Regions from separate parts of the Homo sapiens genome. Here region 1 is linked to region 2. Evidence: chromatin loops called from intact Hi-C (ENCODE). Cell type or tissue: dorsolateral prefrontal cortex. All regions are shown on one strand. Links, peaks and the distances in the headings refer to the core of each region. The heading gives the core; the rest is flanking DNA. Region 1 has its middle 25 kb from the start of SCGB1A1. Region 2 has its middle 49 kb from the start of AHNAK.

Region 1 (8,351 bases), core at 1,908-6,907, 53 kb before region 2:
GAGGTTTTGCCATGTTAGCCAGGCTGGTCTCGATCTCCTGACCTCCAGTGATCCGCCCGCCTCCGCCTCCCACAGTGCTAGGATTGTAGGCGTGAGCCACTGTGCCCGGCCGCATTTGTCTTTTAAGTCTCTCCTCTCTTCTGTCTTTCCTTCCCTAAAACAGGGTTTCTCCACCTTGGCACTATTCACATTTTGGACTGGACAGTTCCTTGCCACGGGGCCATCCTGCGTGTGGCCTGATGCACAGCTATTGCGATTTCTCTCCTTCTTCCCACCTCTCCACTCACTGCCAATCAAGGGCCCTGAGGGAAAAGTGAGGGGGTGGCCGGGAGGTAGAATCGTGGCTTTCTCAAGCTCACAGGGGCCTTAGATATGATCTAGTGCAACCCCCTCATTTTACGATGAGGAAACGACACTGAGAGGGGGAGGGAGAGGATGTGTCAGAGCCGAAAATGTTAGGGAACAAGTGCCAGGCCAAACAGGAAGTCAAAATTCCAGGGCTTGAGGCAGAGTTTCCAATCCCACCAAGGAACCTGGGATTGCTTCCCACAGCTCCTTCCTCCCTCCCAGCCACGAGCCCCATTCCAGAAACAACCCGTGGCTGGCCAGAGGGAACGGCAGACACAGATCCCACAAGCCCCCAGGAGTGCACGCCAGTGTCCATCCCTGGGAGCCCGTTTCTGAGCCTCTAGTGGACAGAGATGGCCACCGATTGCAGTGGGGATATTTCATGATGACGCCTGTCATGATCACTTCTTAGTTTAACCCTATAATCAGGGGGGAAATGATGCTTATGCTGCCTGGCCACACCTGACCAAATGGAGAAGTCAGGGAACAACAGAGATCTGCAGAGAGCCAGAGGGAGCCTGGCAGCGTCCATCCCAGCCCCGTCTCCACAAAGGCAGATCCCCAGGACAGTTGAGGGCCCTCAGCCAAAATCTCCCAAGTTATAGTGGGGGTTCACATCTGCTAAGTGCTTACTATGTGCCAGACACTATTTCTAAACACTTTATAAATACTATAGGGTGGCTGGGCACAGTGGCTCATGCCTGTAATCCCAGCACTTTGTGAGGCGAAGACAGGTGGATCTCTTGAGCTCAGGAGTTCAAGACTAGCCTGGACAACATAGAGATACCCGTCTGTATAATTTTTTTTTTTTTTGAGACAAGAGTTTCACTCTGTTGCCCAGGCTGGAGTGCAGTGGCATCATCTCAGCTCACTGCAACCTCCGCCTCCTGAGTTCAAGCAATTCTCCTGCCTCAGTCTCCTGAGTAGCTGGGATTACAAGTGTGTGCCACCACGCCCGGCTAAATTTTTGTATTTTTAGTAGAGATGAGGGTTCATCATGTTGGCCAGGCTAGTCTCGAACTCCTGACCTCAAGTGATCTGCCCACCTTGGCCTCCCAAAGTGCTGGGATTACAGGTGTGAGCCACCACGTCCGGCCTCTACAGAAAATTTTTAAAATTAGCCTGGCATGGTACCGTGTACACCTGTGATCCCAGCTACTCAGGAGGCTGAGGCAGGAGGATCACTTGAGCCCAGGAAGTAGAGGCTGCAGTGACCTGTGATGGAGCCACTGCCCTCCAACCTACGTGACAGAGTCAGAACCTGTCTCAAAAATAAATATTTTATTTTATATTTTATATTATTTTATTTTTGTTTGAGATGGTGTCTCACTCTGCCACCCAGGCTGGAGTGCAGTGGCACGATCTTGGCTCACTGCAACCTAAACCTCCTGGGTTCAAGCAATTCTCCTGCCTTAGCCTCCCGAGTAGCTGGGATTACAAGAGCATGCCATCACGCCCAGCTAACTTTTGTATTTTCAGTAGAGATGGGGTTTCACCATGTTGGCCAGGCTGGTTTCAAATTCCCGACCTCAAGTAATCCACCCACCTCGGCCTCCCAAAATGCTGGGATTACAGGCATGTGCCACCGAGCCTAGCCTCAAAAATAAATAAATACATAAATAAATAAATCCTCCAGGAGCTCAGTTCACCCTCACCGAGCCCTCTGAAGCAGCCACTGTCGTCCTCCCCTGTTAGAGATGCTAATATGGGGCCAGCAAGCCCTTGGTCAGGCAGCAGGGCTGTCACCCCCAGCATCTTTGGTGGGGTCACAAGTCGGCGCAAATCACCCTACTCCTTGACAACATCAAGCTCCCCTGCAACATCTCCATCAGACACACATGGAGCTGCCATCATACAGAAAGATTTATACACTGAGACCTTATACAAAGCAATGGGTGGTGTTCAAGATTATATCAAAGGGACAGAATGAGTAGTTTTAACAGTTCCGTCTGTACTTATTTCAATGTCTGTCAGCAAAATGCTGGGTTTCATTTACAGTAGTGACATAAATGTTTCTTTTTAATTAAATGATTAAGGTTTTCAAAATAAATCTCTTTAGGGCCGGGCACAGCAGCTCACACCTGTAATCCCAGCGCTTTGTGGGAGGCTGAAGCGGGCAGATTGCTTGAGCCCAGGAGTTCAAGACCATCTTGGGCAGCATGGCAAAATCCTATCTCTATGAAAAATACAAAAATTAGCCAGGCATGGTGGTATGTGCCTGTAGTCCCAGCTACTTAGGAGACTGAGACAGGAGGATCACCTGAGGCCGGGAAGTCAAGGCTGTGGTGAGCCGTGATTGTGCCACTGCACTCCAGCCTGGGTGACAGAGTGAGATCCTATCTCAAAAATAAATAATCAATAAATCTATTTAGAGAAAAATATTTGCCCAGGTGCAGTGGCTCACGCGTGTAATCCCAGCACTTTGAGAGGCCAAGGCAGGCGGATCACCTGAGGTCAGGAGTTCCAGACCAGCCTGGCCAACATGGCGAAACCCATCTGTACTAAGAATACAAAATTAACCGGGTGTGGTGGCGCACACCTGTAGTCCCAGCTACTTGGGAGGCTGAGACAGGAGAATTGCTTGACCCAGGAGGCAGAGGTTGCAGTAAGCCGAGATTGTGCCACTGCACTCCAGCCTGGGCAAGACAGAGCAAGACTCCATCTCAAAAAAAAAAGGAAAATATTAAACAAATTGTAGTGAGAATGGCATGTGGATGAGGATGCACCTGGGTGACCTAAGCCTGGGAGACCTGGCTCGAGTCTTGCACATCTTTCTTTTTTTTTTGAGACAGAGTCTCGCTCTGTCACCCAGGCTGGAGTGCGGTGGCGTGATCTTGGCTCACTGCAACCTCCGCCTCCCAGATTGCAGCGATTCTCCTGCCTCAGCCTCCCAAGTAGCTGGGACTACAGGCACATGCCACCACTTCACTCCCGGCTAATTTTTGTATTTTTTAGTAGTGATGGGGTTTCACCATATTGGCCAGGCTTGTCTCGAACTCCTGGCTTCATGATCCACCTGCCTCGGCCTCCCAAAGTGCTGGGATTACAGGTGTGAGCCACTGCACCCGGCCTTTTTTTTTTTTTTGAGACAGAGTTTCGCTGTTATTGCCCAGGCTGGAGTGCAATGGTGCGATCTCAGCTCACCGCAACCTCCGCCTCCAGGGTTCAAGCGATTCTCCTGCCTCAGCCTCCTGAGTAGCTAGGATTACAGGCATGCACCACCACGCCTGGCTTATTTTGTATTTTTAGTAGAGATGGGGTTTCTCCATGTTGGTCAGGCTGGTCTCGAACTCCCAACCTCAGGTGATCTGCCTGCCTCGGCCTCCCCAAGTTCTAGGATTACAGGCTTGAGCCACCGCGCCCGGCTGGGTCTTGCTCATCTTGAAGACAGCTAACCCTGCCAGGGCCTCTTGGGGCTGTGCAGCCCCTCACTCACCCTCTCACCTGCCACTGCCATAGCATCTTCCTCGATACAGCCCCATAGACTTGAAAGTCATCATCAAATGCCCCTCAGCCTCTCTCAGCCCTTTATGCATGTGGGTTTCTCATGTTAGGTTCATTCTGCTTCTGGTGATGAAAGAGGAACCTAGAAAGGCTGATAAATTACTGAAATCTACAAATAGAAGGCCAAGTATGAAGACAGCAAGGAATGAGGAAACCCCACCCCATTCCTTGGACTCAGCCCTGGGCCTCCTGCCCCTGGCCAGCCTTATGAGGCACCAGCAGTAGAAATGTCACCCCAGGGTCCTCTGCTGAGAGTCCTCTCAGTCATGGTCTGTGAACGGGAGCTGCGAGGGCAGCACTTGAGGCCAACACCGTCCCCCTCCAATGCACGATGGACACTCCGGGGAGTGTGGTGGCACAGAGCGGCCTCTTGGCTCCAGATGTGGATCCTACAGAGAGTTCTGAGGTTCAGTGCCCCCTCCACCCACCCGGCCTCGTAACAACCCTGGCGATAACACAAAAGGCGTTCTTCTTTGGCAGATAGGGAAATTTTAAAGATAATACTCATAAGTGAGCCTGGGGGGACTTGTTCTATGGGCTGGGACTCAAACCAGCCACCAAAACCCACTGTCGGAGGAGCTTCTCAGAGGCCAGAATCAAACACCACCGGCCCTGTGAGTGCCCGGCCTCTGCCACAGCTGGGTGGGTGCCCAGCCAAGGAAGCTTGTGCCCCATCATTCAGGGCATTGTTCTCCCTTAGAAGAGGATCTCGAAAGCAGAAGGAAATTAGAAACAACCGCACAATGAATACCAGATTCTGCTTTCTCTCAGCTCTGTCTGCCAGGAGATTAGGCAGGGTTGGCTGACAGCGTGCCCCGCCCGGCAGCTGCTCGCCCTCCAGGATGTCCGCGCCGTGGGGAAGCGGGGGTCCCGCTGGCCTTCTAGCTCTCTATTTATCTCCAAAGTGTCCGGTTTTCTTTCTCCTGCTAGATGCGGATTCCTTGAGGGCAGAGTCACATCTGACGCCCCTTTCCCATGGGGCACAGCACGCATGCGCGATGGGCACTCCGGGTGCGTCAGCTGATTACCTGATTTCATCTGGGCAGATGTGATGGCACAAGGGCAGTGACCCTGTGCCAGACACTTTCCTAAACAGGCATAAGCTCACTGAATCCCGGAGCCTTCCCATGAGGGAGAAACAATCTTTAATCTCATTTTAGAGATGATGAAGTGAAGTCCAGGCAGCCCAGCCAAGGGGCAGGACCGATCTGATGGAAGCAGCTTTGCTGGGACCAAACGACTCTGTTCCTCGCCCATTACCAACACTACCTCCTCCAACAACACAGGAGACGTGCATGGAGCCCTCCTTCGGTCACAGTCCTACCCCACGTGCTGGATAAATAAAGAGGGTGACCTAAAAGCAAATATGACTCCTTCTGAACTCTCACCCTGCCAGACAGCGATGATAGGGATATTATGCTCATGACACCTGGCCACACGTGACCCAGTGGAGAAGTCAGGGAGCAACAGAGATCTGCATTAAGGAGCTACCGAGAAGGAGACATACAGAGCTATTGTCAATCAAACCAACCAAGCTTCTGAACATTCCCGCTAAGAACTTCTTTAGAATGCACTATTTTTTTTTCTGTTGGGGCTATTATTCATTTTAACCTAATGTTATGTTTTAAGCCTCCTACGTAAGTACACACCAGCTTTAAATGTTGTGGAATACTGAGCTCATATATCTAGTCAAACTTCTGTTTGCTTTTTGCTGCATCCATAGCTACGATTTGAATAAATAAAGGAGAAAGGTTTGGCTCCCAATCCTACTCCCTGGGCCCCATGCCATCATTCCCCAAAACAAAGGAGGAAAGATGCCAGAAGTGAGAGAACAGGGGTAATGGTGAAGAAAAACAACATCCTGGCCAGGCACAGTGGCTCAGGCCTGTAATCCCAGCACTTTGGGAGGCTGAATGGGGAGGATCACTTGAGCACGGAAGGTCAAGGCTATAGTGACCCACGATTGTACCTCTGCACTCCAGCCTGGGCAACAGAGCAAGACCCTGTCTCAAAACACCAAAAAACAGTCCGGGCGCAGTGGTTCATGCCTATAATTCCAGCACTTTGGGAGGCTGAGGCAGCCAAATCACCTGAGGTTAGGAGTTCCCGACCAACCTGGCCAACATAGTGAAATCCTGTCTCTACTAAAAATACAAAGTTAGCTGGGCGTGGTAGCGGGTGCCTGTAGTCCCAACTACTCAGGAGGCTGAGGCAGGAGAATCACTTGAACCCAGGAGGCGGAGGTTGCAAGATCACACCACTGCACTCCAGCCTGGGCAACAGAGCAAGACACTGTCTCAAAACAAACAAACAAGCAAACCAAAACAAAAATATCATCCTATTCTGGGTGGTACAGAGCAGGGGCAGGCTCCCCAGGGAGGGATGCAGGAGGGGCAGGAAGGCATTTCATTAATTTCCTACAAGGAGTCAGCACATTTTATAACTATGGGCAGGGAAGGGAGAAGAAGAGCTGCCAACCCACCCCTCTGCAGATGAGGTCACAGGCTCGGAGGGCGCCAAAGAAGCCTAGCCTGTAAGTGCTTGACCAGGACCTGAACCTGGAACCTGAAACTCAAGTCCTCTCTTCCCAGCTCAGGGCTCTCCCCCTCCACCTGGCTCCCCACCTGACTCTGCAGGATCTGGTGGCTCTGTGCTGTTTGTTAAGTGACCTGCTCCCTCTGGATTGCATCCCATAATAGCCACACCCATGACTATATACTGGGTGGTTCCGTTCGTCCAAACAAGAAAACCCAAGGAGTGAGCTTTGTCCCGGGACTTCCCAGGGCACAACCACGCAGATGTGGACTGGGGTTTTCTAAAGAGTCTATTATATCAGATGATTAAAACAAAGATGCAGGAGAGGTGAAGGTCATGGATTCAATCTCTAAATGAGCCCACTGTCACACAAAGGAAAATGAGGGGGATCTGTCCTGGCCGGGCATCTTCATGTTTTGTCATCCACCTTCCTGCCCTCCTGTCTCAAAAGGCACCAGAATCTTCTCAGAAAAGCCTTCCTGCTTGATCCAGTGACAACCACCACCTCCTGGGCACTCGATGCCACCTCCATGCCTCCTTCAGGACGTGGGGATCCATTATCCCATCTTGCTTCAAAATCTTTACCCTCTCTCTCACCAGCTCCTTTTGCTCAGCCTATAAACATCAAGTCTCCCCCAAACTGAAAAGATCTCCCTATGTCTGCCTCCTGCACCCAGTGATGGTGCCACCTCTCCTCTTACCTTCAACACTAGGCTTCCTGGTAGTCCCCCTTAATCTCCTAAACTTCTCCCAGTAATTCCTAAGCACCCCCTCCCCTGCCAAAATGTGCAATCAAGCCCAGCCGTTCTATGGAAACAGCCCTCTCAAGGGCCACACATAGTCCACTAAGTGTCACATCTAGGGGCTACTTCTCAGCACCCATCCCACTCGACCTCCCTGCATCAATTAACCCAGCAGAAAAACTCTTCCTTATGAAATGTGCTAATGGCAAGCGCTATTCCCTCCTTACTCAAAAGGCATTTCCCTCCCCTTGGCTGGAAGAATCCTGTTTGTTCAAGGACAGGAAAGAGATTTTTTGATTTCACCAAGACAGGCACAGCCCCTGGTCCAAAGCAAGCATGTGTCCTTCTGCCCAGTGGGATCTAGGGGGAGATTAGCAGGAATCTTCTGGGGACGATCCCTCCATCATCACCACCCCACATCCCACCAATAAAAGAGGCATGAGGAGAACGTCTGTTCCACGCTGTTGCTATCTCCTGCCTTTGAACGCATCATGTGAGGATGTAATGCCCAAGGCTAGGAGAAAGGCAAGAGGGCCTCGGTGACACTGACACAGAGCTTTGCTGCTGAACACCCAGACTGTGAGAAAAATCAACCCTTTCATCTAATCACCTGGACAACTTTGCTGTTACCCACAGTGAAAAGCCTCCCAAGCTGACATAGCCCTCCTCCCTCGGTTACTGCCTCCTCCCTCTGTCCCTCCTTATCAAGTCCGCTTGACAGCCCCTCTGCCCACCTCTTGAATCTCAGTGTTCTCCTGGCCCTCTGCCCCCGTGGACCTCTGAAGTTCATGCCCTCATCATCTACCTGTTTGTCAACTCAGTGAATACCTGTCAGCACCTTCTATGTTCCAATAGGTATGGTAGAGTTGACACTCTAGTGGGGGAGAGAAACAATAAATAAGATGAACAACTAAAAAATTCCAAGTTGTGATCAGTGTATGCTCTGAATGAAATGACTGGCTAAAGAGGATGCTGAGAGGGCCTGTGGAGCCCTCTCAGGTCGTGGGCAGTGACCTGAGAGGGGACATTTAGCTTGAAGTTTGAAGAATGGGAAGGAGCCAGCCACGCAAAGGCAAGGACGAGCATTCCCAACAGTGGCGACGATGGTGAACCCTGGATGAAGACCTGAGGAAGGAAAGACATGGCGTGTGGGGACCAAAAGGAAGCCAGTGAGGCTAGAGGGACAAGAGTGATGAGGAGAGGGGACATCAGGTGAAGCTG
Region 2 (8,351 bases), core at 1,559-6,558:
TTTTTTTTTTTTTGACAGACTCTCGCTCTGTTGCCCAGGCTGGAGTGCAGTGGCACAATCTCACTGCAACCTCTGCCTCCCGGGTTCAAGCAATTCTCCTGCCTCAGCCTCCCAAGTAGCTGGGATTATAGGCATGTGCCACCACACCAGCTAAGTGTGTGGCTAAGCTTATTTTTAGTAGAGACGGGGTTTCACTATCTTGGCCAAGCTGGTCTCAAACTCCTGACCTCAGGTTATCCACTCACCTCGGCCTCCCAAAGTGCTAGGATTACAGGCGTGAGCCACCGTGCCCAGCCTTTTTTTTATTTTTTAAGAGATGGGGGGGGTCCCACTATGTTGACCAGGCTGGTCTTGAACTCCTGGGCTCAAGTGATCCTCCCATCTCCACCTCCCAAAGTGTTAGGATTACAGGTGTGACCCACCTGGCCGGGCCAAATGGTGAAATTTCTTATTCATCCTTCCTTCTTACAGGTGAACTATCTTCCCTGTTCCGAGCTTTCAGGAGGACTGTTGGGGCCACTTAAATTTTTCCTCCCCATAATGAAGCAAATTCTTCATTAGAGTTTTCTAGATGCTGAGACAATAAATTATTTGTCTTTGTCTCCGAGAGCTTAGCAGTGTCCCAGGCATTCTGGAAATGTTTGTGGCTTGGATAGATGAATGATGAGTGATGAAAGAATGAATGAGTGGTGAATAAATGAATGAATGAGTGGTGAATAAATGAATGAATGGTGTAAGAGTCTTTCAACTGAATGATATTTGCATTTCTCTAACAATCGATGGCATGAAAATTTCCAAGGTTCTTAAAAACTGCACATAGATTAATCCCATCTCACTGATTCTTCTTTCTTCACAAATTTTTAAAATTCTAATAATAATCAGATATAAATTATTTTACAAAAACAATCCTGTCTTTCCCAGAAAAAGTTTGGTTGAGAAATTCAGCATGTGATGACTCTTCTTTTTATTTCAATTGTTCAGTTTCTAGTTATAAAATGAAACTCAGAATAAGTCCAAATAACCACAGAAGGAAGGAATTTTTTTTTAATTTAGAAACAAAGATTGAATAATAATGGCAAACACATTGGCGCTTACCACATGCCAAACGATTTTTACCCTTATGTCAACTCCTTACATCAACTCTGGAGACAAGTACTACTACTACCCCGTTTTACACAAGAAGAAACTGAAGTACAGAGAGCTTAAATAACTTGCCCTAGATGGTACAGCTAGAAAGAGCCAGAGCTGGTCAGGCACAATGGCTCACACCTGTAATCCCAGCACTTCGAGAGGCCAAGGTAGGCAAATGGCTTGAGCCCAGGAGTTCAAAATCAGCCTGGGCAACATGGCGAAACCTTGTCTCCACAAAGAATTCAAAAATTAGCCAGGACCGCCGGGCGCAGTGGCTCACGCCTATAATCCCAGCACTTTAGGAGGCCAAAGCAGGTGGATCACCTGAAGTCAGGAGTTCAAGACCAGCCTGACCAACATGGTCTCTACTAAAATACAAAAATTAGCATGGCGTGATGGCGGGCGCCTGTAATCTCAGCTACTCAGGAGGCTGAGGCACGAGAATCGCTTGAACCCAGAAGGCGGAGGTTGCAGTGAGCCAAGATTGAGCCATTGCACTCCAATCTGGGCAACAAGAATGAAACTCCATCTCAAAAAAAAAAAAAAAAGTAGCCAGGCATGGTGGTACACGCCTGTGGTCCCAGCTACTCAGGAGGCTGAGGTGGGACAATCACCTGATCTCAGGGAAGTCAAGGCTACAGTGAGCTGTGATCACACCACTGCACTCTAGCCTAGGTGACAGAGTGAGACCACCTCCCCCAACCCGGGCAAAAAAAAAGAAAGTGGCAGAGCTGAGATTTGAATCCAAACTACCTGGTTCATAAACCCACACTCTAAACACTAAACCATCCATTCATGTTTCATAGCATATATTAGGAAATATGAAAGAAGGAAAAAAAATCCAAGCCAAAGTTGCCAGTATATTCAAGATAAGAAGTTATCCTATAGAAAGCATGGCTTTCACCTAAACATGTAGATTACCTCACAGTGTCCTGTTGTAATTCATTGCCAAAACTAGAGTGCTTTAGAAATAACAGTAATAGGCCGGGGACAGTGACTCATGCCTATAATCCCAGCACTTTGGGAGGCCGAGGCAGGCAGATTACGAGGTCAGGAGATCGAGACCAGCCTGGCCAACGTGGTGAAACCCAGTCTCTTCTAAAAATACAAAAAAAAAAACATTAGCTGGGCATGAAGGCATGCACCTGTAGTCCCAGCTACTTGGGAAGCTGAGGTAGGAGAATCACTTGAACCTGGGAGGCAGAGGTTGCAGTGAGCCGAGATCACGCCACTGCACTCCAGCATGGGGACAGAGCGAGACTCCGTCTCAAAAAAAAAAAAAAAAAATAGCAGTAATATGCCAGGCGCAGTGGCTCATGCCTGTAATCCCAGAACTTTGGGAAGCCAAGGCGGTTGAATTATTTGAGGCCAGAAGTTCGAGACCAGCCTGGCCAACATGATGAAACCTCGTCTCTACTAAAAATAGAAAAATTAGCCAGGCATGGTGGTATATGCCTGTAATCCCAGCTACTCAGGAGGCTGTAGCAGGAGGATCACTTGATCCCAGGAGGCGGAGGCTGCAGTGAGCCAAGATTGCGCCACTGCACTCCAGCATGGGTGACAGAGCCAGATCCTGTCTCAAAAAAAAAAAAAGAAGAAAGAAAGAAATAACGTTAATATTACTAAAAGCAAGCAAAACAAAGATTCTATAGTAGCTGGACTAAATAAAGGAGTAGGAAACGAGTTCAGTTACTATTCACTTTAGAAAATGAAACAATCAAATCATTAAGTAAATGGTTTTCTGATACAAATACAAAATTAATCTGAAACCATTAAAACAAGTCACACTGCCTTAAAAGTCCTAGGCTCCCTCTGAAAAGTGAACTTCAGGAAAAAGCCATTATGAAATCTAGCCATCCTAGGTGCTGTTGCAATTCAATCACTAGAGATTAATATTAAGATACTCTATGAGTCTAAACTGTACGGAAATCATCAAGCAGGGAGAAGGAAAATCTTGTTAGTAACAAAGAACTATGCCTAGAGAAAATTCTCAGGGAGAAAAATTCTTCCACAGCCACCACTCTGATGTAATCTTGAAAGCAGGTTGGCCGGGAGCGGTGGCTCACACCTGTAATCCCAGCACTTTGGGAGGCCGAGGCGGGCAGATCACAAGGTCAGGAGTTCGAGACCAGCCTGATCAACATAGTGAAACCCTGTCTCTACTAAAAGTACAAAAGTTAGCCGGGCGTGGTGGCGCGTGCCTGTAGTCCCAGCTACTCGGTAGGCTGAGGCAGGAGAATTGCTTGAACCCGGGAGGCGGCAGTTGCAGTGAGCCGAGATCGCATCACTGCACTCCAGCCTGAGCAGCAGAGGGAGGGAGACTCCATCTCAAGAAAGAAAGAAAGAAAGAAAAAGAAGAAAGAAAGGAAGGAAGGAAGAAAGGAAGGAAAAGGAAGGAAGAAGGGAGGGAGGGAAGGAAGGAAGGAAAGAAAGAAAGAAAAGAAAACAGAGGTTGAGAAAAATAGAAGAGCAAATGACATTAAGGTGTGGGTGGGAGAAGAAAATTGCCAAGGAATTAAATGGTATAAAATATAAAGTGTTCTTAAAGCTTTTCCTTTTAAAATGTACTTATCTGTGGAAAATATTATACTGAGTGATGCGTGGGCCTTGAAAAGATTAAGGCTGGATCCAGACTGCGGTATCATTCCTGAGGTACAAGGAAAAGGTTTGAAGATGGGCCTGATATCATCAAAGCCAAGCACAGGTCAAAACCAACAACTGCTAAAGTGTTCTGAGCTGATCAAAGGAGGAATCCAAAGGCCAGTGCACCATGCAGCCTGGGACTGAATGATTGGCATTGTCATCTCGTCATTCCAGGACATGACCACTATGTGGCAGGAAAGGATGTGGCAGAAGGGCAGGCTATGGCACCAAACAACTCCTTGAAGCCACTCAAGAAAACAGAGGATAAGGAAGGGAAGGGGGAGGTCACTCCCCTGAGGCCCTCCAAGGCCCCAGACTCTCCCATTTCATATCTAAAAGTCATGGTGAAATGGGTGGAGAAAAGTGATACACAACCATTCCTATCAAAAAAGGTGGAGACATGATTACGCCCTTTATGTAAAACAGTTACTAAGTAACAGAAGACATAGCATTAAATAGCATCATTACGACATATCTGATTATGTTACTAGTGTGAATCACTCACAATTTCCTGTCCAAGAGAGAGCTGAAATTTTTATTCTAACAAGATCATAGAAACTGGTAATAGGCCAGGCGCGGTGGTTCACACCTGTAATCCCAGCACTTCGGGAGGCTGAGGCAGGCAGATAACCTGAGGTGAGGAGTTCAAGACCAGCTGGGCCAAAATGACGAAACTCCATCTCTAGTAAAAATACAAAACAATTTTGCCAGGCGTGGTGGCACGCCCCTGTAATCCCAGCTACTCAGGAGGCTGAGGCAGGAGAATCGCTTGAACCTGGGAAGCAGAGGTTGCAGTGAGCCGAGACTGAGCCACTGCACTCCAGCCTGGGTGACAGAGGGGAGACTTCATCTCAAAAAAAAAAAAAGTAAACACTGGAAATGACTTAAAAGTCCATCAATAGAGGAATTGTCAAATATGCAATATATCTATGCTGCACAATATTTCACAATGAAAAGAACGAGGTAGGTCTGTTTTCACCTACATGGAACATCTCCAAAACGTTAAGAGGGGAAAAAGGAAACTGCAAAACAGCACAGTCCAATCTTATTTATGGTTTTATGGGTTTTGTTGTTGTGGTTGTTGTGTCGTTGCTAACCCACAAAACTCTAGGCTTCTATGTTAACATACAGACTTGTCCAAATGCATTGAGCAAAGTCTACAGGGCACATGCCAAGATGAAGCTAATGGTTATCACTAAGAAGGAGCACGCAAGTGTGTTTGGAACAAGGGGAATTTCTCTTGTATTGTTTTAATTTTTTACAAAATGAATGGCATACTAAGATTACACTAAATGTAATTATAATTACACTATATAGTGTAATTATAATTACACTATATGGTGTAATTAAAAATTGAATCTTTGGGGCCAGACATAGTGGCTCATGCCTATAATCCCAGTGCTTTAGAAGGCCAAGGTGGGAGGATCGCTTGAGGCCAGAAGTTTGAGAGCAGCACGTGAGCAACATAGTGAACCCAGACTCACTCTAAAAAAAAAAAAAAAAGAAATTTTTTTTTATTAGCTGGGCATGGAAGCTGTGCCTTTAGTAAGAGCTACTCAGAAAGCTGAGGTGGGAGGATCTCTTGAGTCCAGGAGTTCAAGGTTGCAGTGAGCTGTGATCATGCCAGTGCACTCCAGCCTGAGTGACAGAGCAAGGCCCTTCTCTAAAAAAAATAAAATAAAAACAAAAAACAAAATAAATAGATCTTTGGAAATGTTGGCTCTAAAAATTTCCACCTGTCCAACAGAATATTCATTAGGATTGAAAGTACTTTACCAGCTGTGATTACTTCAACAAGGGGAGGTTCATTATTCAACAAATATTTATTGAGCATCTACTGTGGGCCAGGCACTGTTCTAGACTCTGGGGATATATTAAAAATCCCTGCCTTCATGGAGCCTATATTCCAGCGGACTTTATGGCCTCTCTTCCGCCTCGCTTCTCCCACTTCCTTTGGTGGGAGTGGTCTCTGGAAGACAGGCATGGGCATGGGGAGATAAAATATGCCCGGAGGCAGGGGCATGACGTAGATGAACTCTGACCATGTCTTCTAGGCCTGGGAAAGAGGAAAAGATAGAAAGGGTTTAAGGCTTTAGTGCAGACCCATAGCATCCGACTGGCCTCTCACTAAACATCCTCTGTATCTGTTCAAACCTGCCAGGCGCAGTGGCTTATGCCTGTAATCCCAGCACTTTGGGAGGCCGAGGCGGGTGGATCACCTGAGGTCGGGAGTTCGAGACCAGCCTGACCAACATGGCGAAACCCAGTCTCTACTAAAAATACAAAAAAATTAACTGGGCATGGTATCGTGTGCCTGTAATCTCAGCTATTCGGGAGACTGAGGCAAGAGAATCGCTTGAACCCGGGAGGCGGAGGTTGTAGTGAGCCAAGATCGCACCACAGCACTCCAGCCTGGGCAACAGAGCAAGACTCCATCTCAAAAAAACAAAAAACCAGCCGCACAAGTTGAGCTGTCGGCAGCTGCGCAGCTCCTAGCCACTCCTCCATCTCCTGGAGACTGTGAACCAAGCCACAAAGGGGAAAGGGGTGTGGCCGAGTGCTGGTGGGGCTTAGGAGCTCCTGGCTCCTCTGGGATGCCAATGAGACTTCCCTTCTGGCATGAGGCCACGTAGAATGATGATGGCTGAGAGTGCAGCAGTAGGAGGACAGAGGATAGCTGGTAAAGGGAAAGTGAGTAAGTGGAAGGAAGTCCATGTAAGAGCTAACTGTGCTCCATCTGGGCCAAAATGGGGAGATCACATCTCCCTTCAGGCGTCATCTGACACCAGACCAAGGCTCAGCCAAGCTTTTCTGTGCTGGAAAGCCAGAAGCCAGGAAGGAGAGCCTGCTGCTCCTGGGTGCCCTCACTTTCCAGTCCTCTGCTCCTCTGTCCCCCACACCAGACTACCTGGCTCCAGCTTGCTTCTTGTCTAAGCTGAACAGAATAGAGAAGAGGGCAGGTGAAATGCCTCAAGACAGGCCTGGCATGAAAAAGTGGAACTTAGTTTGTGGCTTACCCAAGAGATTAAACATAGTCTAGTTGTATCCACGCAATTAAGATGGGAAGGTTAAGGATCCTGTATTCCAGATCAATCTGCACTCACAAAACGAGGACCGTAGTAAACGCAAAGGAATGACTCAATAGTAGCGAAATTCAGACATCCTTGACAAGCCAGTAGGGGAGATATTTCAGGCTAGGGCAGCCTCACCTGAGGCCTTCAAATCATACTATAAAGGTACCTGGCTGCCCCACCTGAGCCCAGCCTAGCCAGCTTCCCAGCTATGTCAGTTCACACAGGTGCTAGAAGGCTGGGGTAATCTGATTGGCCCAGAGAGTCATGTGTGCTACAGAACACTACCTTCGTTAACGATCAGAGTCAGGTTTGAACCTGTTCCTCCCAAACCTACGTGCTGTCCCTCAGAGAGCCCGATGATGACACACAGGGCGTGGTATGTGGCTCCGAACCTCCCCAGTGACTTAAAAAATCCAAGTGGGTTTTAAATTGCTGCTCCCAGTTGATCATACCAGAAATCGAGCTATAGAACCGCCTCAACATCATTTTTTTTCTCCCACTTTGAGCTAAGTGAACAAACTGGGAGATTTCTGCCTCACCACTTTACATAGTAAATAATCCTTTCATCTCCCCTTTGGCTGGGAAGAGCTTACTCTGTGTGGACAGGGAACCAGCAGAAGCCTCTATGTCAGCTGAGTTTTGAACAAGGCAGCGTTGAGCTGGGAATGCTCACTATCAAGTTTTTTCCCCCTTGACAACTGGATGTGGACATTGCTCAGACATACTGTATCACATTAAAACATACAATTCTGGCCAGGCACAGTGGCTCACATCTGTAATCCTAACACTTTGGGAGGCTGAGATGGGAGAATTGCTTGAACCCAAGAGTTCGAGACCAGCCTGGGCAACATAGTGAAACACCATCTCTACAAAAAAAAATCAAAAACACAAAACAAATTAGTCAGGCGTGGTGGCACTTGGGAGGTTGAGGTGGGAGGATTTCTTGAGCCCAGAAGGTGGAGTGGCAGATGGCACCACTGCTTTCCAGCCTGGGGGTCAGAGTGAGACCCCATCCAAAAAAAAAAAACAATTTTATCCCTGCCTTTCAAAGGGATTTCCAGTCTCAATGCCTCAAATTCTACATTCTAGAAGAACTTTGCCTGCCAGGCACGGTGGCTCACGCCTGTAATCCCAACACTTGGGGAGGCCAAAGTGGGTGGATCATGAGGTCAGGAGATTGAGACCATCCTGGCCAACGTGATGAAATTCCATCTCTACTAAAATACAAAAAATTAGCCAGGCAGGGTAGTGCATACTTGTAGTCCCAGCTACTCAGGAGGCTGAGGCAGGGGAATTGCTTGAACCCGGGAGGTGGAGGTTGCAGTGAGCCGAGATCGCGCCACTGCACTTCAGCCTGATGACAAAGCAAAACTCCATCTCAAAAAAATAAAATAAAAGAACTTTGTCAAACCCTGAGAGAAATAAATGCACTTGCCAAACCCCAGCATGATGTGAGCACTTTGCTCTCCAGATGCCACAAATACTCTACTGCGCTCACATGTC

What was found. A loop is a pair of places that touch in the nucleus more often than their neighbours do. Peaks named below come from ENCODE experiments on the same cell type or tissue, not always from the same donor. Only the 100,000 strongest peaks of a DNase experiment are listed, where the experiment ranks them.
Region 1: a loop joins it to region 2, with 2.2 times the contacts of the local background. A loop is called at or near these places in 22 of 110 quality-filtered maps.

The regions. Positions count from the first base shown.
Region 1 is chr11:62,439,857-62,448,207 of GRCh38, forward strand. It overlaps a transcript of AHNAK not described here. Among named protein-coding and RNA genes, the nearest start is that of SCGB1A1, 25 kb to the left of the region's middle. RefSeq lists an enhancer at 4,861-4,920 and a silencer at 5,461-5,755. In dorsolateral prefrontal cortex, for the core only: no CTCF peak of the experiment used is centred there; DNase peaks (open chromatin) are centred at 3,727, 4,495 and 4,845; H3K4me3 peaks cover 1,543 bases; H3K27ac peaks cover 1,912 bases.
Region 2 is chr11:62,493,338-62,501,688 of GRCh38, forward strand. It overlaps a transcript of AHNAK not described here. Among named protein-coding and RNA genes, the nearest start is that of AHNAK, 49 kb to the right of the region's middle. In dorsolateral prefrontal cortex, for the core only: CTCF peaks have their summits at 3,952 and 4,159; a DNase peak (open chromatin) is centred at 3,944.